Regions from separate parts of the Mus musculus genome. Here regions 2, 3, 4, 5, 6 and 7 are each linked to region 1. The links are chromatin loops, found by intact Hi-C in ENCODE. Cell type or tissue: left cerebral cortex. All regions are shown on one strand.

Region 1 (4,000 bases):
AGGATTAAAATTTACATCCCAGACTTTCAGAGAAACAACTTGCCAGTATGTCAGGGAACGAGAATAACAAGAATAAAACTAAGTGAGCAGAAGAGTGAAGCTCGGGAGGCAACCAAATCCTACACAGCCCAGACATCTCTTTACTCTGTGTTCTGGGTAAAGGAAAAAATGTGGGGCTAATCCCCACCCTCTTTTAAGACAGTCTCATTGTGAAGATCTGGCTGGTCCACAACTCAAAGGGCAGTGATGGGGCATCCTGCCGTTTTGCCTTTGACCTCCTACACCCCGAGCTGTGGTTTTGGCATTATCCCCATTTCTATATAGAAAATGGCAAATAGCGAGAGAGACAGAGAGAAAGGGAGATTGAACTCCCAGGGTATCTGAAAGCAGTGTGAGAGCAGGGGACACACAAGGGAGGACTCACCACTACTGCTCTAGTTAAGCAACCTTAAACCACTTAGCGCCTTATCCACCGAAGAGCATCATATGGCCCAGTTCTGGAAGCTCTTCCTGCACACAAGCAAGGCCTTAGCTAACCGTCCTGTAGGGTAGTGCTCTTTCTTCCAAGATCGTGGCCCCGGATCGGATCTCGTGCAACGAATTAAAAGTACAGTCGTGGGTGGACCAGAGGCACGCGCCAAGTGCGGTGAGCCGTTGAGGAGAGTCAGGTGCAAGAAAAAAGATGGAGGCACGTGCTGGGGGAGGAACAGGGGATGGGCTGGGAGTAGGGGGAGCCAACAAAACAGAAGGATCACGGAGCATATGCCGAAACCATATATTTCTCCTGTTCTCCCAAGTGCAACAGTTCAGAGGGAAAGAGCACGGAAGCGGGTCTGGGAGGGCTCCTGGCGATAGATCAACAGTCATGCACTGTAGTTAGGAGATGAGTTACTAGAGCTAGCAAGCTCAACCTGGAGTCAGAGAGACCTGGCACAGAGCCCAGCACAGAGCCTGACTTGTTCCAAATCCTTCTCAGCAACGCCTATCATTCAGTCCACCATGCACCATTGTTCCTTTCCACACTTGGGATCCTCTGCCCACAGCCCCAGCAGTATAGTGTTTCACACACCCCTCTCTCCGTTCTCCCTCCCATCTCTCCGCTTCTCTGACTCTATGCTGCTCCCCAATCTGGGATATCTAGCCACTCTTCTCAGTTCCTTCCAAGTCCGTACTGACTTAACCATGAACCCGCGTGCAGGAGCTGCCTAAGCCCTTTGCCCTCAGCTCTCAGACTCCCCACCTGCTTCATCTGGGTTCATCCACTAGCCTGTCAATAGAGGTCGACTCCACCTCTATATCAAATATCCCAGTGCTGTACAGGTCCATGAATGCCCACTCTTCTTGCCTCTACCCATCCTGATACCCTCTTCCAGTGTGGTTTCATTTTAGAGTCACAGGCTCTGAGTTCTGACAGGCACCGCAAGTTATCTATCCTTGACGTGCATGATAGGGATTTATTGTTGCATGGCGCTAAAAGGAGCGGGAACTAATGTGACATTACACTTTGTCAGGAGAGGGCGCTGGAAGAACACCATAGAAGCTTCTCTCCCGGGTTATCTTCTGCTTCACTTTTTTTTTTTTTTTTTTTTTTTTTAATTGGCTCTGGCCTGGTAACTTGCCAAGCAGCAGCTTGGACAGCATACTCCCCCAAAATCCCCACCCCTGCTCCCTCACCCCCGCACTTACAGTCCAGGACCATCAGGGCCACAGCTGTCTGGCTCTCAGCGAGAGGCTGCCAACAACCCAGCCTCAACAGCTGTTTCCAGTTCAGGCGCTCAGGTATTCAGCCCTTGAAGAATCCGCGTCGCGGAGCGGACGCGGCTACCCTGTGCTTGTTCCTTGGATGTTTTCATTCATCAGCGATAGTGCCGAGAGTTCATTTAAATATCTTCAATAAACTTTCCCTGTGCAAATTGTAATTTGGCATCTTGTCTCTAGGGGGAAACAGTGACCTGCGCACCAGTTGCTGTGGTCAAACCTTTGGGCACCTGCCAATCTTCCAATGACAAAAAGTAAGTAGCAAAACCTACTTTCCCCAGACCTGCGATGACTCAATGATGCGGTCACGGAGAGTGGACCGTAGAAGACTCCACACATGTTTTAATCTGCTAAAGCAATGACACATAGATGGCTTCTGGATATCATTTTGTTGCTAGTTGGGGAGGCAGGGTCCGGGGTTTACAGGTTCTCAGCCTCCTATCCAAAGAATTAAAAACAAGGACTCACATAGACCTGCAAAAATAGCAAGATAACCATATGCATGTCCGGTTGTGAATAGGCCTAAGTTTTGACTAGGGCATTCTCCATAAAAGTTCACTTAACAGAATTTGCATTGCTGGACATGCACCTGAAACTAGCTCAGGCCATAGCAGCCTTTACACTCTTGTTACAAGGATATGTCAGAATATTCTTGGAAAGTAACCACTAAGTTTGATTATTGCTGGAGGCAGAGAAATTGATAGTATGGTTCACAGAGAACCCAATCAACGCAGGTAGGGGTGTGAGTGGGTTCTGATGCTCCATAGTGTGCAGTGTGCACAGACCACGTGTGTGCACAGTTCATCCAGGCAAAGGAGCAGGCTGCCAATAGTGTTGTTACAAGAGGGAGCATAGGCATAACCAAACAGGGTCCCAGGGTACTAACCTGCCTCCTATGCTTGCCTGCTTCACTTTTGTTATTGACAGTATCAACTGAGGATGCAAACGCCGAGAACAAGCCGCCCCACAGTACAGCAGCCCCAGACTGTTTGCTGGGTGATTCTGTGCTGCCCACTATACTTGTCTATTTCTCAGACTGAGTGCTAGAGAGAGGATTAACGTCTCATGGTGTTCGCCATTTGCTCTCTGTTGTATGCCGGCCTGAGGCTTACAAGGACTGGGTACACCAAGGAGGCAGGCTGGGGCTGAAAGAGACTTAGATGGCGAGAGGTTAATGGAGCCAAGACATGATTCTGTTCAAGGCCCTCCAGTTTACAAGAGTGTGCTTATAAAAGGGGGGAAGGCTCATCCCCTGCCAGTCCATTCTTGGTGTCTGGAGCCAGCCTGTAGGCGATGTGCAGAATAGGACATTCCTCTGGAAAATCTCAGAGGCTTCTCAGTGGGTAGCAGTGTCTTGGAGAGAGCAGTGGCTGGTGGCAGAACAAAAGAGCCATCTAGGTCAGAAGGCTCCACCTTAGGTAATTTCCTTCTCAGTGGCAGCAAGGTCAAAGTGTGGATCAGCCTACTTCAGGGCTGAGGGAGGCTACAGCTCTCCCTGCCTAGACTGTAGGAATGCACCCCACCTTCTTTCTGTCTTAGAGCTGGGTCAGAGTAGGAAAGAAGACACGGGATTCTCCTTTGCCATTGTTTCATTTTTGAGACAAAGATTCATGTAGCTTGTCTCATAGCTGCTCTGTAGTGGGGACTGGTCTTAAACTCCTGGACTCCCAGCTTCCACCTCCTCAATGACAGGATTGGAGGTACATGTGGCTCAAAACACACTATTAAAAAAAATGTTTCCTTTCTGTTCTTAGACTTTCATGTTCTTAGTGCAAAGACTCCTGATTTGACTTGGGGAAATGACTGTTCAGCTGACCTTTTAATCTTTGACATTGACTGTGTGTGACATGAACGTATGTGTGTTCTGGGAAAGAGATGATTCTCCTGGGGCCTCCTCCTCCTCCAGTGCACAACCAGCTGCTACAATGTAATGATAGTGTTCTTCATGTTGCCCCAACTATATCACCATCCTTTGAATGTTTCTATTCTCAGGATACTCTGGAAAAGAAAAAAAAAAAAAAAAGACCTTGTCTCCACCCTGGTAAATGCTGTTTCTTTCATGTTTCTAGGAGGGAGAACAGGGTATTTCATAACTTTAGCATGTAGATCTGAACATACTAGATACACATACTCATCTAAGTCTATAATGAAGGGGATACATTTTATTATGTAAATATATTTACACAGTTATATATACGCAGGGACAGTGATACACACATAGTTATATATACGCATGTATATA
Region 2 (4,000 bases), 200 kb after region 1:
AAAGCCCATGTAACAAATCTTTAAAAACAATACATATAAAACACACAGAAAAATACATATAAAAACATTTAATTAGTATGTTTCTTCTGATTAATAAGCAAATTGTATAGTCAAAAAATAAGAGTAGCTTTCACTTTGGGTGCAGCCCTTTCAAAGCCTTAGAGGACCAGATCTGCCTGTGTCTGTCCTTTGATTGTCACCAATACTTCTGCGGGGAAGAGATTTGATGGGAAGTGTAGCTCACTTGTCCCATCTTAGAGAAAGAAGCTAAAGGAACCTCATAAAGTTACTGATCACACAAGGCCCCTTTCCAAGGCTGTACAAGCTGGAACACTGGAGGGGAGACAGACTCTTTCACAGAGATGACTGTTTGGGCAGTGAGCTCCAGGGATGCAGCTGATGTGACTCTCGCCACCCACACTGAGATGCGCTTTTAAATGATGAAGTTGCCTTTGAGCTGCCCAGGCTCCTGCACACAATCCCTCATCCTTGCTCCTTTAAGTGGCCCCAGTAAATGCACAGATTCACCAAGCATGGCTATTTTAATCATGATTCTTGGTCTGCCATTAGACTACAAGTTAGACAGACAATAGGGGGGCCACAGATAAATAATAAAGATAGCAAACTTCTGGCTTCTTCCTTACCATCCTGACCTGTGAAAAGGACCTAGCAGCTTGAGACAAAGACCTAGAGGGCTTCCTTTCTGGCCAGTAATCCCCCAACACACACACACACACACACACACACACACACACACACACTCACAGGCATACACGCACGCACGCGCACGCCCGTGCCCCTCTCCTGAAGCCTGAGGGGCTGGGGGCTTTAAGGGTCTTTGGTTAGCTGGAATGGGGATGGGGTATTCTCCTTTCCTTAATTTAGAGTTGGTCAGTTTAAACAAAGGGATGCTGACAGACCCACAACTTTGTTTAACCAGACCTTGAACTTATCAGACTGGTCTGCTGTGTGTGTGTGTGTGTGTGTGTGTGTGTGTGTGTGTGCGCTCTCGAGCTCAAATTTCCTTACCTTTAATAAAATTCTTTCTTCACCAGCTGAGTCTCAGATTTCCTTTGCTGCTTCCCGTTGTTCTCAAGTTTTTTTTTTTTTTTTTTTTTTTTTTTTTTTTTTTTTTTTTTGCCTTTTAATTCTTTAATTGGCAGAGAAAACGAACCCAATCCAAACCCCTAGAAGTAACAGTTATGTCATATCTGAGAGTAGACATTTTCTCATGTTTCTCCAGATAAAGTCACACCACACTCTTATAGAAGAAGCCATATTAGTATAAAACCTACACATACCTCATTACTTAGAATAGTGATTTTAAGACCTAATAACTGTGAGTGCTATGTAAAGGCTTGTTGTATCAACTAGGAAATAACAATAAAAAGCCTGTGAATGTCCAGCACAGACACACTTTTCTTTCAGATACTCTTCATCCATGCTTGGTTGAATCCAAGGACACAGAACCCACAGAAACCAAGGACCAACTATGAAAAGAAGCTTGGTTCAGACCAGATAGTACTGCAGTGTCTTAGCTCCTGAACTCAGGAGCCAGGAAACATGACACAAAGTCAGTGCTATAGACTGGAGACTTGCAGCATGGCCCTGGGTCAACTGTTGTCCTCCCTGGGTCTCAGGCTTGCTGATGACATCAGGGATGGTGGAGAAGATGCTTTCCACCTGGCTTCTCGGGGAGTAGACAGTGCCAAAGCTCACACTGTGCCTGCCACAGTCAAAGCAGGGCCAGTCACTCAGTCGCTCTGCTTTCACAGCTGGTCTGTAATCTGGTGGCTGGCTTCAGTTGGCTGTGATGTTGGCTCCCTCTACTGGCTTAAAAACAAACTTCGGGTGAGTGGGGGAGGATGGCACTTTCTCTCTCTCTCTCTCTCTCTCTCTCTCTCTCTCTCTCTCTCTCCATCTCCAGGTGGAAGCTACAGCACCCATGGTTTCAATGGAAGCCACAAAGAGATGGTTTTTGACACACTGCTATTATGGGCACTACTCCATGGGAAACTAAACATTTACAATATGAAACCAGTGACCCCTGGAGCCATTCTACGTAACAACAAAGGTCATGGACACTCTGCTGCCTGGGAACTTCACATGCCTGGGAACACATACCTACCCCAAAAGACCTCAAAGGCAGGTAGAGGAACTCATACTGGTTCCGGGGGTGAGTTTTTCAAGCAGGCAACCTGTGTTTGAGTCCCACATCCCAAACTGCTCTTAGGCAGCCAAAGATCTCAACCTTTACACTTCCTCCCCTTTAAAGTGGACAGGAGTTTGCACTGACTGGAAGCATGCAGACTGGAGACAGCACTCAGCACACAGCAAGTGCTCAAAGCTAAACAAAACAAACTTTTCTGGACAGAAAGGTAAAATTATTTACTGTGTAAAGCTAAAGTTCTCTTGCGTGGGCCCTGGTCGCCTTTCCAGTGAGCTATTCTTCAGATTGTGTATAAAAGGCCAGCAGCTTCTATGGCATGAGGCTAAGTTAACCTAGTCTTGATTTAGATGCCGTGCTTCCTGGATGAATTCAGAGAGTCACTTAATCGCCAAACCTTGGCTTCCTTTCTGTGAACTAAATGCTGATGCTTAAGAACAATAAGCAGGCCGAGGAAAACAATTGGTCTGCTCATGAACAGGAGGGTCTAGTGCTTCTAAGTGCTGTGGAAAAGCATTTGAACTTGGCTGAGTCTGGAGCAAGAGTGTTTACATAATCAGAAATGTGTTTTGAAAAGCTCTTGCCTAGTAGCTGAGAAGCCTCCCCGGACGGGTTGCGCAAAGCACTGTAAATATGCCCAAATCTTGTGTCCCAGCTGAGACCCTGCTCTAAGCCAGCAATCTACTTGGAACATCTTCTTGGTGTCAGATGACATAGCTGGACTAATAGGGGCAATCTGGGATGTAGGCTTTTCCACATAGTCCCCATCTCAGGAAATAGTATCACTAGCTACCACCACCCACTGGTTAGAGCTAAATATCTAGATGTCAACTTTGTGTTCCCCTTTTCTTTTCCACCTACACCAACCAACCAACCAACACCTCTAGATGTCCACACAAGAAAGATCTTCATCCCCTTCCGCCAAGTGTAAGCCAAACCCACAGCCATCCCGTGTCCCCAGCCTTTGCAGATTCTTAAGTGGCCTTCCTGTCCCCAGACCTTTGGCTGTGAGTCACAACAATCCTAAATCTGATCTGGGCGTAGATTACAATATAATCCAAATATAATCTATACTATACAGAGGCTGGAGCAGAAGGAGCTAGAATTTGAAGTCATATTTGACTATATAGAAGTCATTATAGAAGTTCCCTATCAGGAAGAAGGGAGAGAGGGAGGAACTGGGGGGAGGGAGGGAAGAATGAGGAAGCAAGTGAGTGAGTGAGGGAGGCAGAGGGAGAAGGAGAGAAGGAAAACAGGGAGGAGAAAAGGGGCAGAGGGGAGACAGGTAAACAGAAAAAAAAAAAAAGTAATGAACACCTGGATGTCTGACCACAGCATTTTTCCATATAGGAGCCTGCAGTGCCTCCCTCTCAGTGCTGTGGTGTGGATCTCTGTTCCTTTTCCACTCTCATTCTTTCCATGCCCAGCCACACTAAGTTCTTTCCTGCCTTCAAGACTTAGGGCCACTGTGCCCCAGGAACACCTCCCACCATAGCCAGAGCCACACCTACAGCCTGTCATTCTTTTAGTCACAGAGCTATACCTACCTAATCTCTGTAGTTGCAGTGGCCTCATCTTTATCAGCCCTTCACCTCTATTCTGTGCACTCATCACAGTCTCTTACAGATGCTAGGGGAAGCCGTGACCCATCTCTGGTTCCCTTGCCTTCTCCTTAGTGTGGGGCATTCCCAAGACTTACTTCTAGAGAATAGGAACCATGACAAGATATATGTGATTGTGTATACACATGGCAAGAAATGTAATTCATGTAATTGCTAAGTCTCTTCTCCTTGGTGTTTTGAAAACAAGAGACTGTCACTTTGTGAGCTGTCA
Region 3 (4,000 bases), 650 kb after region 1:
ATTTTAAAAGAGACTTACATTTTAAAATGTAGTGCGTGTCTGTACACATTGGCCACCGTGTAAATGTGGAGGTGAGGACAGCTTGTGGGCAGTGGATTTCTCTTTCCATTATGTGGGTTCTGGGGACTGAACTCAGGTTTCAGGCTGAGTGTCAACGCCTTTTTACCCACTGAGCCGTCTTCCTTACCCCTGGGTATCTTCTCAAAGAACCAATTCTTTATTTCATTGATCATTTAATTGTTTGAAAGTGTGTTTTCAGTGTGCCTTTCATAAGGATGGAACAGGTTGACACAAGTAAAGACCCAGGCAGGGCCTTTTAGTACAAAGCAGTAAGAAAACTGGCCCCTAGGAAAAGCCTTTTAAGCCAGGACATTTAATTACTCATCCAATGCTTGAAAGAAATAGGACAGGGGAGTTAAAAACAAAACAAAACAGAGACCCAGTGCTTTTAACAGTTTTGGATGTGGACTTTTCTTTTTATTAAGGAATAGAGGGAAGATCTAAGTAAATGAAACATGGGTTAAAATATTGAATATGGAATAGAGAGATGTCTCAGTGGTTAAGATCACTGGCTGCTCTTTCAGAGGACCATGGTTCAATTCCCAGTGCCCACATAGAAGCTATAATTGTCTGTAACTCTAGTTCCAGGGGATCCAACACCATGTTCTGGCATCTACAGGCACCAGCCACGCATGTGGTGCACAGATATGCAGGAACACACCCGTACACATAAAATACATCTTGAAAAGTTCTGAGCCATTTCAGCTGAGGCGTTTTGTTATTTACATACCATCAAGGCAGGACCCTGAAATGGTGTACAGAGCTTCAGGAGGGCTGAGGGCTGTGTCACCTCTCAATGGCACACCACACATTTAAAACTCACTATTCGTTTTGATTGCTTTGGACCTACTATAGAAGCATGGCCAGACCTATGGTCTTTAATGAGTGGTGAGTTTTCCAATGTGAAGTCAAACTTTCATTTTTATTTTCTTGATAAGAAATCCAACAAGCGAGCTGGGCAGTGGTAGCGAACACCTTTAATCCCAGCACTTGGGAGGCAGGGGCAGGCAGATTTCTGAGTTCGAGGCCAGCTTGGTCTACAGAGTGAGTTCCAGGACAGCCAGAGCTATACAGAGAAACCCTGTCTCAAAAAAAAAAAAAAAATCCAACCATCAGTACCTAATCTAATAAGCCGAGTAAGTTGTCTGGAGCAGGTATTTTAATGATATTTTAAAAATCAGTTCTATTGTGGTGAATGTTTTAAAACTTTACTTTGTTGGTTCTTCATTCATAGTATGCAGAATAGAATTAATTTTAATACATTTTATTATTACTGTAACTTCGATGAACGTCTTTATTAGCTCTCACACTCGTTATGTTTTCTAGGAATGTACACGAGTATATCTGGGACTAGAGAGTGTTTTACTTCTCCCATGTGGGACCATAATGGCCCAGGACTGTGGAGGAAGGGTCAAGGAGAGTTTCAACCATCCCCTCTCCCAACATGGTACCGTAAAGTAGGCTGCCCTACCGTCAACCCTGGTAAGAATTTATTACCCTGAAGGTGACCAGGCTTCACTCCTTGTTTGACCGAATAAGGGTCTCCCATTCCCCAGACCCTACACCCCCTGAGTATGTAGATGAAACATCTTCCAACACCCCTGACCTGCTCAAAGGAGCACAGCCACACAAACCTTGCTCCAGAAACCATTGCCACCTCCCCAGGGACATAAATACCCCTCCCCGCCCCGCCATTAAACAGAATTAAGTTCTCTAAAGCTGTTCCCAGGTGTGTGCTCTTTGCCCGCACACTCACCACCAACCAAGATCCTGCTGCGCCCCCCCCCCCCCAAACTTGGCTAAGCTTCTTACCCCCCAGTCCAGTAGTGCTGGCCCGAGCTCCCTCTCCAACTACGATACAATTTCCTTTTTCTGGTGAATTGCTTGTCAGTTTTCATCTCAGGAAGGGCACTTTCTGTCCTCTGTTGTTGAGGATATTTGAGAAAATAAATAGCAGGATCTATGGTCAGAATGTCAGTAACCAAGGAAGGAGTTAGTTACAAACACAATTTTCTAAGTTTGAATACGATGTGGTGCCCTTTAAAATGAGAAGCTAATTCAATGCACCTTCTCTGGCTTGGGGTCTCCACTTTGGGTTGGAAAGTTATAGTTTTCAGAGTATCCATCCATAATGCTTTAAATGGCTGTAGAGAGCCCCTCCCCCGCCCCTAAGTCGCTGCTATTATGCAGCAAAACACAGGAACTTGGAGTGGGCTCCAGCGCCTAAAGCTTCCTACTGCCATCTTGTGGCTACATCTTGAAACTGCAGCTCTAACTGCATTTTGCTCCTACCCTGAGCATCACCAAAGAAACATGAGTTATACCAATTATACGCCATGAGCATGGGAACTTTAGTGTGAGCATATGTTAGGTGGCCTTCACTGCGATGTCAAGATATAGATGAAATCAAAAGAATGGCTCACTTTAAAGATCTTGATCCCTCCCTGGCATGCCAGTTCTCTTTTTGATGAACTGGCCCCGATTTCCTCACCCACACTGAATCAATTGGATTTACAAAAGCCATAGTTGCATGAGGGGAAAGGAATGGCCCATGGCCCACAGTACCATTAGCATGCAGACCCAGCTGGTCTCCAACCTCAGGGAGGAATTCTGTTACAAAACACGGCAACATCTTTGTGGCAAGGTCAGCTTTGGTAAAGTCAAATCACCCCACTAAGCCATTCACCAGGTCACTCATTCATTTCTAGTTATGAGTGGAGACAGAGACAATCTTCCCTGTAGCCTGTGTTCTTGTAAGATACATATGGGAGGATGGTAGAGGGGAGGGAAAGGGAGGACGGAGAGATGAGAAGGAATGAAATGACCCTTTCTTCCAATCACGTGGTATGGCATTGGTAACTCAAAGTTGTCCTGGGGGATGGAAGATGGCTTAGTGAGTAACAGTGATGGCCAAGCTCTGCAAGCATATGTACCTGTACTCTGATCCACAATATCCTCAGCATGTCTGTTATCACAGATCCAAGTAGGTCCTGGGAATCACTGGTCAGCCAATCTAATCAAAACAATGAGCCTTAGGTTCAGTGAAGAGACCCTGTTTTATAAAATGAGGTGGAGAGTAATTGAAGAAGAAAGACAGCATTGTCCTCTGTCCTCTACATGTGTGTGTGCATGGGCACACGCTTGTGCACACACACATACACGCACATGCACTTGCACGCATACATGCACACACTCTGTTCCGTAGAAAAGAACATGAAGTGAATCAGGTCAGAATGAGACAGCAGAGAGTAGAGGGGCCAGATCTCTCAGTCCTTTTAAGGTCTAAGCACTCCAAGGACACCCTAGAAGGGTCTACCTTTCAGAGGTTCACGGTATCAGGTGCCAGGCAGGGGACCAGTCTTTAACATATGGACTTTAGAGGCAGTACCTGTATTTGAACCATAGCATCCTTCAGCATTTGTCGAACAAGTCATAAAGGATTTGCTGAAGGGACAGTGGCCATTTTTAATTTGACATTGTCTCATGGCACCACGTTTTCCTATTTTACTAGGACATTGTTTTGCCTTTTCTTTTGTTTTAAAATGTGTGGATAAACCAGGGAGCAGAATGCAGAATGTGCATGGACGATCATGACTAAGTTGGGAGCTTCAAAGACCTCTTGAGGAAAACTGTCTGGGCCAACCACCCAGGGTCCTTGGAGGTCACAGCATCCCCCTCTTCGATCCAGAACACCTAAGCCCTGTAGTGTTAGAGCAGAGGGATGTAGCATTACATGATTCATGTCATTCAATGAAAACAAGGTTTCCCTCTGTGTTTCTCCTCACCTTCCTGTTTAACACAAGGATTCTTTCTGAATCCCCAACTGTATGATAATCTCTACTTGGCAATTTATCATGAACCCCAGCGCAACTGCTTTCTTAGAAGCGTGCTTTGTGACCTCATTCCTCTGAAGCACACTGACATTTGCTTGATGCCCAAA
Region 4 (4,000 bases), 230 kb after region 1:
GTAGTTCCTTCCATTCTTAACTCTAGAGCCAGAGCCACATGGCTGAAGCTGCTGAGGTCTTCTGCTTACAGGAACTAGAACATGATCCCCTTGTACTATTACATTATCACTAGCTTTATGTTTTCTAAATCCTTCACTGCCTAAGCTTGGCTATCCTGGTTCTTGCTCTGTAGATTGACCTTGAATGCAGAGATCAGCATTCCTGTCTCCTGGGATTAAAGGTGTGTACCACCATGATGGATCTAAATTTAGCTGGGTAGGATCTTGCCCCAAAGTCCCACTCCCTTAATCTGTTATCTCCTAGAACACAAGATTTTGTTCTATTTCACTTCCTGGCACCCCTTTAATATTCGAACCATATATTTTATATTTTTCCTTTCTAAGCTTGCTGTGATTGTTCAAACTTCTCTTCCTATTAATTAGCCAGAGAACAAAGCTGGGCTTTTTTAAAAACTTCGTTTGTCAATGCAATTAATCTGAGTCTCTTCACCTCAGCCTCAGGCTGACTTCTCAGACAAGGGCAAAAAGTAGCCACATTCTTCACCAAAAATTTCACAAAAACAGTCTTTATGCCACATTCTGAAATTCTTCTCCTTTGAAATCTCTTGGGCCAGGTCAACACAGGTCAAATCACTCCCATCAACAAAGTCTTCCATATTCCTACTAGGATGACCCATTAAGCCCCATTTGAAGGATTTCACTGCTTTCCAAATCCAAAGTCCCAAAATCCACATTCTTTCAAATAAAAGCATGGTCAGGCACAGCAATACCCCAGTCCCTGGTACCAACTTCTGTATTAGTCAGGGTTTTACTGCTGTGAACAGACACCATGACCAAGGCAAGTCTTATAAAAAAACATTTAATTGGGGCTGGCTTACAGGTTCAGAGGTTCAGTACATTATCATCAAGGTGGGAGCATGGCAGCATCCAGGCAGGTATGGCTCAGGCAGAGCTGAGAGTTCTATGTCTTCATCCAAAGGCTGCTAGTGGAAGACTGACTTCCAGGCAACTAGGGTGAGGGTCTTAAGCCCACATCCACAGTGACACACTATTCCAACAAGGCCATAGCTCCAAATGGTGCTACTCCCTGGTCCAAGAATATACAAACCATCACAAGTTCTCAGGTTCTTTTCACCCAAAGGCCCTGTACCCATTGCATCCTGAAGAGTAACTCTGGGTAAAAAAGAGAAACCATGGGGGTTTTACTGAAGACAACAGAAAAGATACCTTTAAAGAACTGCGTACCTATCAAGCACATAATAGGGACTCAAAAACATTTCATGGGAGGAGAAGGAAGGGTAGGAAGGTAGCTCAGCGGTTAAGAGCCCTGCTTGCTCTCCCAGAGGACCGAGCTTCCATACTCAGTATTCACAAAGCAGGCCATAACCCTAACTGTGACTCCGGTTCCAAGGAATCTGGCGCCCTCTCCTGGCCGCAGTGGGCACTCTATGCATGTGGTGAAAAAACACGTACCAACAAAACACACATACGCATTAAGTAAGTAAGTAAGTAAGTAAGTAAATAAATAAACGAATAGATAAATAAATTAATAAATGCTTTACAGATACATTCCAGGAGGTTGGGAGATGGTGGTAGGTTGTTTTCCTGGCATACCCTTGGGTTGTGTATCTAATCCCTATCACTAGGAGAAATTGATGTTACTTCAGCCACCTTATGTTCCAAGAAATAATTAAGCTGGTAACAAAAAAAAAAAAAATGAGCTTGGAGATGACTGATGGGGGTGGTAAGAAGTTTAAGGAATTTCACTCCAATTCCACTGACATCAGAAAGGGGAAATGAAGCACACAGTGGACCATGAGTAGTCAAGGGCGTGTCCCTGAAGTTTTTAGTTTCAGGCACTCTCGTCTGGCTTTACACTTTCGGTAGCTGCAGTACCACACAGTCCTCACCCAGGGAGCTGGGGATGGGTTTGTTTTCCTTAGACCAAGCTGTGGAATATTGAGGCGTCTCTGGGATTTCAGCTCAAGGGTGCCACCTAGGGACAGCTCTTTGATCCTCTAATCCTCCTCCCCGTGCATCTTTGTTGTGCTTCTCCTGGAGAGTCGCTGCCTCTGCTTCCATTTCTCCTCTTGGGGGTGGGGAATCTACTAGCACCTCTGTAGCATCAAGAACTTGACTCTTGAGGAACATTCGAAGGATTTATAAAATAAACCCATGGGAAGCGTCTCCTAGGCCTTTCCACAGCTTCTTACAGCAGTGGACTGAATATTTTTATCCCTTCATCCCCTGATGTGATGGTACTAGGTGGTGGGGTGGGGACCTTTTCGAGGTCAATAAGTCAAGGAGATGAAGCAAGCCCTTATGAATAAGATCAATGCCTTATAAGGGGAAGAGCGGAGAGGAGAAGAAAAGGAAGGAGAGGAGCGAGAACTTTACCTCTTTCTACTAGGGTACTAGGAAAGAACACAACAAAAAGCTAGCTGTCTAGACTCCCTGCCGGAATTTCACCATGCTGACACCCAGACTTCAGACTTCCAGCCTTTTGAATTATAAGAAATGTTTCTTGTTGTTGGTTTTCTTTTTTAATAAGTCATCAGCCTGTAGCGGTCATACTAGCCCCAATGGACCTAACATACTTGTTCTAGTTAAGCAATTTTTTCACCCCTCTGAGATCTATCCTGAGCACTTGGCTATGAAGAATAAGAAATTGGGGGTGGGGGGTGGGATGTCTTCAGCAATGCATTCACTTTAACTGTTAATAGCCAGAGCGGGAACATGACCTAAATCCAGCTGACCTCTCCTCTCATGTGGTGGGCACGAACACCCGCAGATCACATCCATCAGTGAACAGAAGGTCTGGTTTTAATATCTTTGAACACAGCTAGTGTTGAAAGCACATTACAATATTTCAGACAAGAGCCTGACTCCTTACCCAGGAGCCCATGGGCTCATTAGCCCCATGCTTCTCTCTACCCTTCACACACATGGATGCAAGTCTGTGCAGCTCACTGACACAAAGGGCTGATCCTGTACAATTTATTTATGTGCTGAGCAGCAAAGCCAGACCTTGTATGTGCTAGGCAAGTGTTCTACTACATGCGAGCCACATCCCAGACCCTTTGTGTACTTTATGGTAAGAAATATTATCATAAGGAATGAGGAAGGTCAGGTTACTTTAAAGTATAGAGAGCAGAACCTTGAGCATAAAGTGGAAAAATTCTGAGTTGCTTGGTGTTTTTAATGGAGCTGAAAACATTTATGCCTTGGGAAGTTGCTCTGTGGAAAGAACAGTAAAGAAAAGTTTCATGTTGTATCCACTCTGATAAAGAAGAGTCAAGGTCAGAAAACTTTGCATCTCTGTTTTACTTTCCTCGAGCATGGAATTAAGGGAACAGGAGATGGGGAGACAGGCATGCACCACAGCATCCTGAAGGAATTTAACAAGTCTAACTTGGTTTTGAAAGAATTTTGAAAGCAGCCATTTAATAAGCCCTTTGGATGCTGGTGCAATGGTGAATCTTGGGTAGGTGTGTGTTAAGTATAAGTGCTTGTGTGCCTGTGACTATTATATTGGTACTAGCCACAACATTCATAAAGAGCCTGTTGCATTGGATGACAAAATTGTCCCAACCTGACCAGGACAGAGGACATTCTCAAGATGCAAAACTACAGTGGCAAAAGTGGGGAAATTCTCTTAAAACCAAGTTTACCAATCATGCACTGGGCTGATCTCCAGTATTGCATAATCTGAGCATGGTGGGTCACACTTGAAAACCCAGCACTGAGGAGGTGGAAGCAAATGATCAGAAGTTCAAAGTTACGGTCAGACCCTGTCTCAAAGTGTGTGTGTGTGTGTGTGTGTGTGTGTGTGTGTGTGTGTGTGTGTGTGTGTGTGTAAGTCCTATGCAAATTTGGATGAGTTTACAATGTGCAAACTGTTTTAGATGTACTATCTTATTACGGGATGGGCATTCACAATATTACCCCCTCCAAAAAATTAAAAAAATTTAAAAAGGAGGTAAGGTTTGTTCTGGAAAAC
Region 5 (4,000 bases), 220 kb after region 1:
TCACATTCTTAATTTCTGCTTAGCAATTTAAAATATCCACCACCAGCAGCAGCAGCAGCAGCAGCAGCAGTGTCTTTTTGTTACTGATCCTTATGAAGAAAATGCATGCATGTTTGCTCAAGACACAAATTAGCCTCGTGCTAGACCTAAGTTCAATGTCAACAATCAACAGAAAATATATACATTAATGCATCTTTCCAGAAATATGCATAAAATAAGGACATGCACTGATCTGATTACAAAAACACTGGGACTAGAAACTTGCAGGACCTGAGTTCCTTGTTTCCTGCAGAATCGTGATTTGCTAAGTACTTGCTAAGCCAGTGTCAATGGTGATTTCCCACAAGTCATGAGAATGAACTATAAATGTGCAAAGGCCACGAGGACCTTTCTTACTGAACTAACACATCCAAGAAGTCTCAGCCAACTAACTAGAAAGCTGCTTGTCCATCTTAAAAATAGCCTGGTAAACTGGCAGTATGCCAATTGCATTCTGAAGCAAGTCCAAAGAAGGCCTCTGTGAAGCATATGGCTTTAGATGGTAAAGTGTGTGTTTTATAGAAGCTGGTAAAACTATGGTGTCCAATAGGGAAAGAAAATCACAAAACAGTTCCCATCACTTTAGATGCAGACATACTTTTATGTGCACATGGCATAGACGTCTAGAAGATATACAACAAAATGGTAATAGTATTAGCTAGCTGGTACTGTTTACCTTTTTTTTTTTTAAAGATTTATTTATTTATTATATGTAAATACACTGTAGCTGTCTTCAGACACTCCAGAAGAGGGCTCCAGATCTCGTTACGGATGGTTGTGAGCCACCATGTGGCTGCTGGGATTTGAACTCAGGACCTCTGGAAGAGCAGTCAGTGCTCTTAACCACTGAGCCATCTCTCCAGCCCCCTACTGTTTACTTTTTAACAATCTTTTTGTGAATATGCATATACTGTATAAGTGCACACGTGTGCTTTCATGTATGTGAGTGCACATATATGCAATGGTGCACATGTGGAGGTCAGAGGACAACCTCAGGGGCTAGCCCTTGCCTTTCACCTGACCCTCTGAAACAGGGTCTCCATGGGTTGTTGTTCTAGCACTGAATAAGACAGGATACCTAGTCACGAGCTTCCCAGGATCCTGCTGTCTCAACCTCCCACTTTGCCATAGGGACCCTGGGATTAGGGAGATGTTCTCATATGGCCATCTGTGTGTGGATGCTGGGAATTCAAACTTGTAATCTCACGATTAACAGACAAGAGCTTCACCAGTTGGACCATCTTCCCAGCCCTAGCATTCTGTTTACATGCTGAAAGGCATACAGAAAACAATAAAGATCCATACACAAAGAAACTGAGCATCTCAAATCCCACCGCACTGATCTGTGACAGGATACCAAAAAACAAAAAACAAAACAAAACAAAAAAACCATGGCTAGTTTGCATCACAATAATCCTGTGAAGGTAAATAACAGTCTAGATTTCAGAGTTAGTACAAAAAGGAGTGTGAAATATTCTCTTTTCCATTAATTTTTATAATGATGGCATGCTGAAATGATACAATTTTTGGTATATTAACTAAAATATATTCTTAAAATTAACCCATTGCTTCTTTGCAGTTCGGGTTGGGTACCAGAAAATGTGAGTGCACCCATGGCTCAAGAATCATTGCTGCTGGATGATGGAGTTCTAGTGGAACACAAAACTCAGACCGTAAATGAGGCACTGGCTGGCTTCTTTGCTTAGGGGAACAAATGAGTCAAGCATTTCAAAGAAAAGAATAGTGTCTGCTGTATAGACTAAGAATAGCTTCTTTAGATCCAGCCAAAGAATGGCAGTGACCACAAGGGGCCACTATCCAACCAAATTCTGCACCATATGGGATGTAACTAGTGGTCTGTGATTCTCGGTGACTTCCAGGAATCTTCCTTAATTTGGAGGTGTCTTGAAAACAATCTTCCTTCCCATTCACCTGCTGTCCTACTGCCCTGAATGTCACTATGACGGCTGATGCTCTAGCAGCCACAATGAACATGGATATGAAGGTCACACTCAGACATAGTAGGGTACTAGGAGGAAGATTCCTGACTTATTGTAGATTTCTATTTGAGAAAGAAACAGTGTCCAATCTTGTTCAGACCAGTGTTTTCAGGGTTTCCCATTATATGTGGCATTGGGCACTGACCTTTGAGTTATTCAGGAAAGACTCTAACAGCAAACCCAGCTTCCTTTGCAGCTCCTGTAAGTCTCTGGAGACACTCGGGGGCTCTTCTTTGGCCATCTTGAAATGTCTGTCAGTCTCACTCTAGAGTAAACTCTCTACCAGGAAATGCATTACTGTAGTACGTAGCCCAATCTCTCATGTCCCCCCGTCTCTTGCTATCGCTGAAGGAAACAAAAAAAAAAATAATTATTAGCAATCTCCAAGGAGCTCGGACCATCCCCAATACATTAACAGCAGGCATGCAGATGAATATAATTTGACAATATTTATCAATTTAAGCTGCACATACTTTGACCCAGCAATTTATTTTTTATGAACCTAAATAAGATAGATATGTGAAAAATACTCATAGGATGTATATCATATTCCTGTTTGTTACATAAAAAGACCAGCAAGATAGGAGGAAAAAGCTAAATCCATTTATTATTTATTATGAACACTTCACTGTTTTATACACACACACACACGGTGTAGAAAAAGATCCAGAAAGGCTATTCTCCGAGAACTTATGCCAAACAAGAAAACTGATTGTACTGTACTATTCAATCTCACCCCTCCCCCTTCTCGCTACCCTACCACTCCAGGCTTCCTTTGCTCTGACAACAGGGGCTTGGGGTGCTTTTTCTTCTTTCTTTGGCTCCCAAGAACCTTGTACAATGCCACACTTTATTTATGTGTGGTGAGGTCTTCACTAACAAGACCTGTCCCCGAGGCCTTGGCACAATTATTTTCTGTGATTCAACAACAGCCTGGAATGTATAAGACAGTCCCTTTCTCACGTCGTTTATGCATTTTTCATTATGGCAATGAATCAAATTAGATATGCTTTTAACCCCGGCTGAGTTTTCAAATAAAAATATTATTCTATATTAATATATTATTCTTATTTCATGTCTCCTAGAACACCTTTCTGGGTTGGAAAGCATAGGATCTCCTTGCAGCTAACCTAGTGTTCTTATAAACCTGCGCTCAGTAGATTCTATCACAGTGCCCCAAATGACTGAATATACCACTTGCCCATTATGTGCAAACACACCTTACCAGTGTCTACACTACAGAGCCTAGTATGCACACCTCCATCACACCAGCTAAAGATTCTCTCCCCTTGGTCAGGGGAGAACCAACGTCAGCACCATTATTTATGTTGTTAAAGCAGCAGCTCCGAGTTAGTGCTGAATTTAGATGGCCCCAGGCTTCAGTTTACCTAATCACATTTCTACAGCGGGCTACAAGTCAAAATACACCATTACAACTCGTCTTTGGCCTGGGAAACATGCAAATGCCACGGAACCGGTCTGGGGAGTCTGCTGAAAGCTAGGGTAGGAAGAATGCGGAGGAGGACCGCAGTCAGGCACACTCATCTACCTAGCCACCAATTTTCTGACCATCTACTCCTTCTAGGGTCCTCTTCAGAGCAGCATCACAGGGAAGGTGGGAAGGCACCACCCCAACCAGCCTAGAGGTGCCCCGCCTACTCTCCGTTTTAGGGGGCCTAACCAGGTTCTCTAAGATCGTGCTCCGCCCCTTCTAAGATTCCAAATAAAGCTTTGCCTCCGGACTCTCGCGTCTTGCAAGCAAACCGCCACCGCGAACGTTCCAGCTGCGGGTCCGGTCGAATCCCCAGATGGGGGCAGGCCTTCGGGGCGCCTGGGAATCTATCCTGGTCCCCATTTCCGATGAGGGTTGAGACTTTCTGTTCTAAGGCTAGGGATCCATGGAGGAAACCGGTGTGATGCAGATGGGGGTCTGATCACGACTACGGGGCATAGAAACTAGG
Region 6 (4,000 bases), 480 kb after region 1:
GGAGGAACAATGTGCAAACGCACGTATGAATGGAATGTGTGTTTTGCAAGAGGCCAAGTTGGCAGCTTTGGTTTCCAAAAGGTGGGAGCATCAGCTGGAAGAACACAGTGTGCAGAATCTTCGGAGGCTTTTGCGGGCCAGGTCCATTTCTTCAGTTTTGCAGTTGGGGCCTGGGGGAAACCCTCATCCATTCTGAAGGAAATGGAGTGCCTTAGGTTCAGAGTGCCTTGATGGCTTCTTGGAACAGTTTGCAAAATCCCCTAATGTTTGCCACTTATGTGCTCTTAAGTTGGACTTTTTCTAACAACCATGAAGTAGGTTCTGAGCTCCCATTTTAAGCAGGGTCTCATAGGAAAATAGCATTTTTACTGCTGTTCTTGACATGTTCCACAAATGGAACTTTGAAGTCTCATACTTATTAAAAGTAGGTATTTCCTCATCTTATACAGCTATGGAAATGAACTCAGAATGACCCAAACACACAGCAACAGAACCAAAGTTCTAACCCAGGCCTGTCTATGTCCAGGAGAGGCACTGTCTATTTGGACCGGAGCCTCAAGGGGTAGATACTAATTGAACCCAAGCTGGAAAAGAAACTCAAGTTAGCCCAAGTTTCCTCCAGTGGAGGACTCCAGGAAAATGTGTGTCAATTTCACATCAAACCTTTGTTCTACTTAGGGTCCAACTTATAGAGAGGCTACATACATTTAAGGGTTAAACACTATCTAAGTGCCCAACTTTAAAGTTTCAGAACTATTTCTTTTCTCTCCTAACTATAATAATGCTGAACTTTTTTTTTTAAAGTAAAAACCAGGGCATCACTATGTAGCCTTGTGGCCTGGCTTTCAGACTCAGATCCACCTGTCCCTGCCTCCAGAGTACATGCATCACCAAGCTTGCTTGGGTTTTCTTGTTTTGTTTTTAGTTCTTAACCTCAGATATCAAAGCCTTTTGTAAAATATGATTTACCTGTCATACTATTCAGAAATACTGTTAACATCCTGGCATATAGCATTCCAGGCTGGGTTCTAATTGTATGCATAGCTTTGTATATTTACCCTACACATCAGGAATCAAAACTATATAGTACCCCTTCACATGCACAACTATGAACAACTAAGTGAAGTTATCTCCATGGTAAATTCTGAGAGCCCGATGAGGTGCTTTTGATCTCAGAAGGCAGAGACAGGTGGATCTCTTTGAGTTTGAGACCAGCATAGTGGACAGCCTGGTTAGCTACATAAAGTGAGACCCTGTCTCAAAAAGCCAAATAATAATAATTCTATGAGATACTAGCATCTGCTTGTGAATTAATAGTATTCAACTTATATTGAGCAAATAATTAAAACAGCTAGGATTTGAAGGGGGATGTGTGCACACTCATTCCTTTCTAATAACCCTATGGTATCTTCTACCCTACGCCCCGCTCCCCTTTTTTTAATACAAGTATCTTAACTACTCTCACTTTTTCAAGTGGAATTATAGGATCTGTGTATACAAAGCAAGGTTCTTGGTGTGTGTGTCTGAATTTACTTTCTCAGGATCAGTTAATATCTACAAGATTAGGAATTGTGGAGCCATGTCCCATCTTTCCAACACAGCATTACCTGTGAGAGTCACCTTAAAACTTAGCACTGTGAGTTTGAAGTTTCCAGTTTCCAAGTAGTGCCCTGTCCGATGGGGACACCTGCTGGTGAAGAGTGATGCTGCAGCTATATCCCAAGGAGGAGGAATTCCCAAACATGGGATTGAAAGCTAAGTCTCTTCCACTCTCTTTGCTTTTGCCAGATGTTTGTTCAGCCTATCTCCACCCCCTGGCCCCCTTTTCTAACAGATGCCAAGGAGTCAACAGTTTAGCCAGTTACTTACAGAAACTTGACAAACTGGCTGGATTTTCTTTTCTTGGCCTCAGTATATGTCATTTAATGGTAGTGCTACAGGAATCAATCAGTACCTGTGTAATAAACTCAGACACAAAATACTCATCCACCCCCACCCTCCCCCAGCATTACCACCACCACCACATCTAAGAGGAGGAAATGTTTTGAGTTTTAGGCATTTATTGGAATTTTGAACATGACAATATACTTTAGAGGGTATCCCAAAGCTATCTGAAAGAGGGAGAGGCTTGCCATCATTGCATGTGAAATGGCACTTGGAAAGTGCAGAGACTCACACTCTCACGCCTGGGGTATCACTTTCTTCTTCCTCTTTTATTTTCATCAGTCCTAGGCCAGGGTGCGACCCAAAAGCACTGCAATAAATAAAAACAAAGACATGCTGGGTTTTGTTTTTTTGCCTTTTGTTTTTTCAAGTCAATGTTTTCTCTGTGTGTAGCTTTGGCTACACAGTCACTCTGTAGACCAGGCTGGCCTCAAACTCATAGATATCCACCTGCTTCTGCCTCTTGCGTGATGTGATTAAAAGTGTGTGCCACTATCCCCTGGCTGAGGAAGTAAGTTTTTAAGTAGGCATGTGCCATACACCAAGAGGCAGCTTTTGTAAAGTTGCCTGCTGGAGAGGGCTCAGTGAAGAAGCCTGATTCATATCCTAGCTCTGCCACTTAACAGATCAGTGGCACCAAGGTTTAAAGAAGCATAGTAGTAACCAGCATTTACTGGGTTCTTTTGTAAAATCAAGTATGGACAGTTTTAAACACTTGTATCACTGGGCTGCTTTTAAGTTTTAAAAAGACAAGTATTCATTCCATCTTCCAAGGAAAGACTCAGATATAACTTGTTTAAATCATACAGTTGCAAATAAGAACCAGGTTTCAGTAATGAGAATCTGTCCTTAGAGTCCCTAGAAACTAGTGTTAGTCTTTTCAGTTTACTTAAAGCTTTGTTAGTACTACTTGAAAATCTTTCTATTGCTTCTTTAATGATGCATGTTATTGGAATAGTGCTTTGATACCTGTTAGTTCACGGTCACATTTTTATGAATATTCATAGGACTGGGTTAAGAGAACTAATGGAGCTTTTTGATACAAGACAGGCAGAAAATGAGTAAAACACAAATGGTTAACTAGCAAGTTAGTAAGTACTAAGTCTTTTATGCAGGTTTCTGGAGTCAGATCATTATGGTTGAAAGCCTGACTAGTTACACTTACTGAGTGACCTTGGTAAATTACTTAACAGAGGCATTACTGCAATGTTTGTGCTTAGTAAGAACATGAATAATTTAATTCTGACCCAGAGTCTATCTATGTAGCACAATACTTGCTTATTAAGGGTTTGACAGATCTCCATGTGTCAGCCAGTGAGTTTCCTGGATCCCTGCCCACCTGCACCACACCAAACCTTATGGGTGTAAACATACTGTGTCCTGGCTAACTTTGGTGAGTATCCTAAACACTTACCTACCTGCCCTGTTCCTAAGCCTGAGGCTCACTGTTAGTGACCCTATGTTCCTGCTTAGCTAAGACCTTGGCTCACCCAATTGGCTCGGCTTGTATAACAGCTATGCAACGCATTTACTGTTCCTGCTTACCACTGAATTGGAATTAACCCTGTTCATCCAATCCAAAATCAACATTTAGTATCTGAAGGATTGACTACCAACTCTTGATACTCAATCTGAAGCCAACCAAGCATGGGCAACAAAACCAAAACTTCCAATCAACAGAGGTGGGCTAGAATCAGACATATAACCCACAAAATTGTTCTCCATGACCAAGTCACATTGCAAAAACATAAATATTAAAGGCTAAGAGATTATATCCCCCTATAAACCCAGGAGTCCTGTATAAATATTCTCTAATAAAAACTACCTAGTGTTAAATTTAAAAGAAAATCATAAGCACCATCAGAAACCAGTAAACAACTCAGTGAACTTAAAGACGATCAGAATAAATCCAAGATAATACTGAATGTGACTGAATGAAATGACAAGACAGTTCAAGATCTGAAAGCTAAATTCAGTAAAAGGTAGCAATAATGAAACTGGAAAACTCAATAATGTAATTTTAACTCTCGGGAAAGCCTTACCAGCAGCGTGGATC
Region 7 (4,000 bases), 120 kb after region 1:
AAGCGTTGCCAAATCAGATCCTGAACATAGAGAGCAGCCCTTACAATGCAACAAAAGACACACCAAATAAATAAGGGGCTAAATACAGTCCTAGTAAACAAATAAAAACGAGTCCTAAACAGACATTTCCACAAAGAAACAGATAGCCAAAGGCCTCATTAAAAGTTCCCCACTTTAGCACCCAGAACAAATGAGAACTAAATGTTCACTGGGCTTCAACTTCCCGTGCTATACACTAACATTCTATATCAAGGACAAAATAGAAAATAGCATGTGCCGAGAGAGGAGAAAACTGGAACCTTTGCCCACTGGTGGCACATGGGGCAGAGCGTATTGGGAAGTAGACTGGCAGCTTACTTCTCACAAAGCCAAATGTCCAATGTCTGTATAATCCTTCAGTTTCACTTCTAGAAAATAGAAATATGTCCATCCCTGTCTCCCCTCCCCCACCCCAAAGTATAGGGCCAGTGAGATGGTTTAGCAGGTAAGGATGCTTCCTTAAGGTGGATGAGCTGAGTCTGATTGCTGGACTCACGTGGTGGTGGGAGAGGAGTGACTCCCACATGCTGCCTCTGACCTCCACACACGTGCACACACATTAAATAAACAAATGTAAAATAAAACATATAAAAAATGTTCGCAAAGTCATCGTAACCCCAAGGTCCATTCAACTGATTAACAATATGGGACAAGGCAATTCCCCACCACGGAGTCTCGTTTGCCCATATAAGGAATGATGTAGGTAGGGTACCTGCTACAACAGGCAGGGACCTTGAAAGCAGTATGCTAAGCAAAGCGTATATGATTCCACTCATATGAATTGTCCAGACTTCACTAATCCAGGCACACAAAAAGAGCAGCAGTTGCCAGGGGCTGTAGGGAGTAGGCAGTGGAGAGCGACTGCTTAATAAGTGCAGGGTTTATTTGGGGAGTGATGAAATGTTCTGGAACTAGTACAGACATTGAGTGTGGTAAGGGACACTCAAAAATATGGTTAATCTTATGTTGTGTGGAACTGTAATGTTTTAAGCCTGTGAGATTAATAAAGAATTACTTTCTCATTGAAGAGGAGACACAGAAGTCAAGTGATTTGCCTCAAGTCAGGTTAAGACCAGAGTTGATCCTGGGTCCCCGAATTCCTCCTTCTAGCCCCTCAACTGTAAACAGTGTCCATATCAAAATAGAGTCGTGCTAGATGGGATGGCACATGCTGTTAATCCCAGAACTACGGAGGCTGGGGACAGAGGACTGCCATGCATTTGAGGGTAACTTGGACTATATAATGAGCCCAAGGTCAGCCAGGTCTTAAAAATAATAAAGGGGCAGGGAGGGGAGGGAAGAGAAGAGAAGGGGTCATAATCAAACTAGCCAAGCCATAAGTTGGGAAGTTAAGAGGGTAACACAGGCACACAATGTCTATCATAAAACTACCCCCAGGAAAGCCTAAGGGCCCTTTTCTTCTGTTTGCTTTCTGAGGCAGGGTCTTGTAGCCTGTTTGCCCTCAAGCTCCTGCCTCAGCCTCCACAATGCATGGGTCACTTACATATGCTCCGCACACTGCCTCTTGCTACGGAAGTCAACTCCTGCAACAAATCCCTGTCAGCCCCAAGCTCAATTTCAAAACCCAGGGCGGTATACTTCCGCCCTTAGAAGTGTCCCACCTCAACCGTCTTTGAGACTGATGTGCCTTGTATCCACAGCATGCACAGCCCAGATGTCCAGATGTTAACTCTTTAGACTAGCAGTTCTCAAAGACCCTTTCCCAGAGGTCACCTAAGACCACTGGGAAACACGTATGTTTACATTATGATTCATAACAGTAGCAAAACTATAGTTGTGAAGTAGCAACAATTTTATGGTTGGGGGTCGTCACAACATGAGGAACTGTATTAAAGGGTCGCAGCATTAGGAAGGTTGAGAACCACTGCTTTAGACAGCCAGTCCTCTCTTTTAGGCTGGCAACACACATACACAATGAAATTCGTTCCTAAGTCCCTGTGGGTGGATGTGGAGGACCCACATCGGACTCCTGGGGCGTCTAAGGGCAGCTGCAGAGCAGGTCCATCCCTGACACACACCTCTCGGACTACACAACAGCCACGGCCACCATCACAGCCACGAGGGGACGCTCGTCGCCCGGGCACCGCTCCTCTCAACGCTCTAGCCAACCGCCTGGCGGCGCAGATCCGATCCGGGTGCGCGATGGGAACCAGGCGCGCGCTGGAAGGAGCCGCCTGAGTGTAGCCCCTGTGCACTCTGGAGCCTTTTCCACTCTACTGAGTTTGGCTCACTCCTTTAGAAACAGAGATTCTCGTAGTAAAGCCAGCAAGACGGTTGAAGCGATAGCAGAACTCAGAGGTCCAGATAAAAACTTTCGTACATTTCCAATCTTTTTGTGTACGTATGTGCTTAGAAGCTGTCTTAGAGTCCGTCCATCCACAGCAAAAGAGAAGCTCCGCTATTCTAACTTCTATTTAATTTTTGATATTGTTCACTGTTGTTCTCCTTTGGTTAATTTTTATCTTTTTATTTTTTATCTTTTAATTTTTGCTGTTTTAATATTTCTCTTGAGCATTGGCTTACCTACTCTGTGTGTCCAGTAAGCCTTGCTGACTCGATATTGCTGCAGCCTGGGGACTGGACTGTTTTGCTGCACTCTCACCTTTAGTGTGTTGGTATCAGTCTAGGGAGCAGCAAGTGACATGACCCACTTCTTTCTAGATCTGTAGGGGGCAGCAGAAAATTTCCCCAGGCAGAGATACTGCTTCAGGGAAGGCGGGGAAGAGACGCAGCAGCTTCCCCTACATTACTACTGAGTTTATTAATAGTAGTCTTTCTCGAAAGTCATTACTACACTTAATAATAGTTGTATTGTTTTAATAGTAATAAAAATTAAAGCTGGCTCTGGTGGTGTACACCTGTTGTCCTAGCATTTGGGAAGTCAAGGCCAAGCCTTGACTACATAGGAATTTTGAAGCCGGGGGTGGCCTAGGTGAGACCCTGTCTCAACAAAACAAAACAAAACAAAACAAAACAAAACAAAACGGGCAGCCGAGATGACTCTGCTGTTGGAGCTCTTCTAGAGGACCCTAGTTCACTTCATAGTATCCATGTAGGGTGGCTTACACCTGTAACCTCCAGTTCCAGGAGATCTGATGCCCTCTTCTGGCTTCCTTGGAAATGTGCACACATGACACACACATACACACACACACACACACACACACACACACACACACACACACACATGCCCCAAATGAAACCTAACTGCTGCGGACTCCCAGGATGACCTTGGACAAACCCTGGAGCTAACAAGAGCATCTGCATACCTCGGTGACTGTTGATGTAGTCAAACGAGATAGGCTGTTCCTGCTATGAGTATTTGCAGCCCTAGTTTTCTTTGCTCCTTCCTGACACCTTACCACTCTGGGGCAGAATAGTCTATTTTCTTTGAGTTCCCGGAAGCACTTTCTCCAATTACTGGTCAAGGTTAGGCGTCACTACTCCATCAATAGTAGAACATTAGGCATCACTGCCTAGAGTCCTGCTTTTAAATACAATATGAACTCCTTGGGGAAAACAAATACACAGACTGCATTTTGGCTCTTTACATGATGGAAGCCATTACCCTTGTCTGAGACTTCAAGGTGAAGGTTGTTTTGTTTAACCTGGGTCAACTTTACGTTTAACGCAACAGTTAAGGACTAGGGGTGGTGTGGGAAGGAGATTGGGAATAGAAGAAACTCCAGAAATAGACAAAATTAAAACTATAACAAAACCCTCCAAGCCCCTTCTCATCTGCCTTTCTCACAATACTACCCCCAGGGGATCTGGTGTGGAAGAGCAAGGTGGAACCAGAAAGTCCTCTACACACACACACACACACACACACACACACACACACACACACACACAAACACACACACACACAGCGTGCCCAGGAATGTCAGTTGGCTAATTACAGGAATGGGAACAGCTGACTCAAGAATCATCACTCCCA

Evidence for each region. Peaks named below come from ENCODE experiments on the same cell type or tissue, not always from the same donor. Only the 100,000 strongest peaks of a DNase experiment are listed, where the experiment ranks them.
Region 2: it touches region 1 in a loop (10-fold over the local background); 22 of 42 quality-filtered maps call a loop at or near these places.
Region 3: a loop joins it to region 1, with 8 times the contacts of the local background. A loop is called at or near these places in 9 of 42 quality-filtered maps.
Region 4: a loop joins it to region 1, with 4 times the contacts of the local background. A loop is called at or near these places in 11 of 42 quality-filtered maps.
Region 5: it touches region 1 in a loop (3-fold over the local background); 12 of 42 quality-filtered maps call a loop at or near these places.
Region 6: it touches region 1 in a loop (5-fold over the local background); 13 of 42 quality-filtered maps call a loop at or near these places.
Region 7: it touches region 1 in a loop (2.8-fold over the local background); 7 of 42 quality-filtered maps call a loop at or near these places.

The regions. Positions count from the first base shown.
Region 1 is chr7:120,325,249-120,329,248 of GRCm38, reverse strand. It overlaps Abca14 (ATP-binding cassette, sub-family A (ABC1), member 14), which reads right to left. Exons shown (of 31, transcript NM_026458.4): 31 at 3,897-4,000. Abca15 (ATP-binding cassette, sub-family A (ABC1), member 15) reads right to left here and starts at 565. Exons shown (of 31, transcript NM_177213.3): 1 at 425-565. In left cerebral cortex, a CTCF peak has its summit at 1,507 (motif pointing right); DNase peaks (open chromatin) are centred at 974, 1,507 and 1,888.
Region 2 is chr7:120,122,743-120,126,742 of GRCm38, reverse strand. No RefSeq gene overlaps it. Among named protein-coding and RNA genes, the nearest start is that of Zp2, 21 kb to the left of the region's middle. In left cerebral cortex, a CTCF peak has its summit at 1,807 (motif pointing left); a DNase peak (open chromatin) is centred at 1,796.
Region 3 is chr7:119,671,945-119,675,944 of GRCm38, reverse strand. No RefSeq gene overlaps it. Among named protein-coding and RNA genes, the nearest start is that of Acsm4, 16 kb to the left of the region's middle. In left cerebral cortex, CTCF peaks have their summits at 2,111 and 2,313 (motif pointing left); a DNase peak (open chromatin) is centred at 2,315.
Region 4 is chr7:120,096,012-120,100,011 of GRCm38, reverse strand. No RefSeq gene overlaps it. Among named protein-coding and RNA genes, the nearest start is that of Dnah3, 2.7 kb to the right of the region's middle. In left cerebral cortex, CTCF peaks have their summits at 1,424 (motif pointing left) and 1,998; DNase peaks (open chromatin) are centred at 1,427 and 1,988.
Region 5 is chr7:120,103,014-120,107,013 of GRCm38, reverse strand. Tmem159 (transmembrane protein 159) reads right to left here. Exons shown (of 5, transcript NM_145586.1): 2 at 2,185-2,384. The coding sequence starts at 2,280. Among named protein-coding and RNA genes, the nearest start is that of Tmem159, 2.6 kb to the right of the region's middle. In left cerebral cortex, a CTCF peak has its summit at 1,840 (motif pointing right); DNase peaks (open chromatin) are centred at 461, 1,820 and 3,696; H3K4me3 peaks cover 669 bases; H3K27ac peaks cover 227 bases.
Region 6 is chr7:119,846,986-119,850,985 of GRCm38, reverse strand. Rexo5 (RNA exonuclease 5) reads right to left here. Exons shown (of 20, transcript NM_001370778.1): 20 at 2,043-2,254. The coding sequence ends at 2,173. Among named protein-coding and RNA genes, the nearest start is that of Dcun1d3, 47 kb to the left of the region's middle. In left cerebral cortex, a CTCF peak has its summit at 1,688 (motif pointing left); DNase peaks (open chromatin) are centred at 68 and 1,687.
Region 7 is chr7:120,202,138-120,206,137 of GRCm38, reverse strand. Abca14 (ATP-binding cassette, sub-family A (ABC1), member 14) reads right to left here and starts at 2,174. Exons shown (of 31, transcript NM_026458.4): 1 at 2,079-2,174. In left cerebral cortex, a CTCF peak has its summit at 2,149 (motif pointing right); a DNase peak (open chromatin) is centred at 2,156.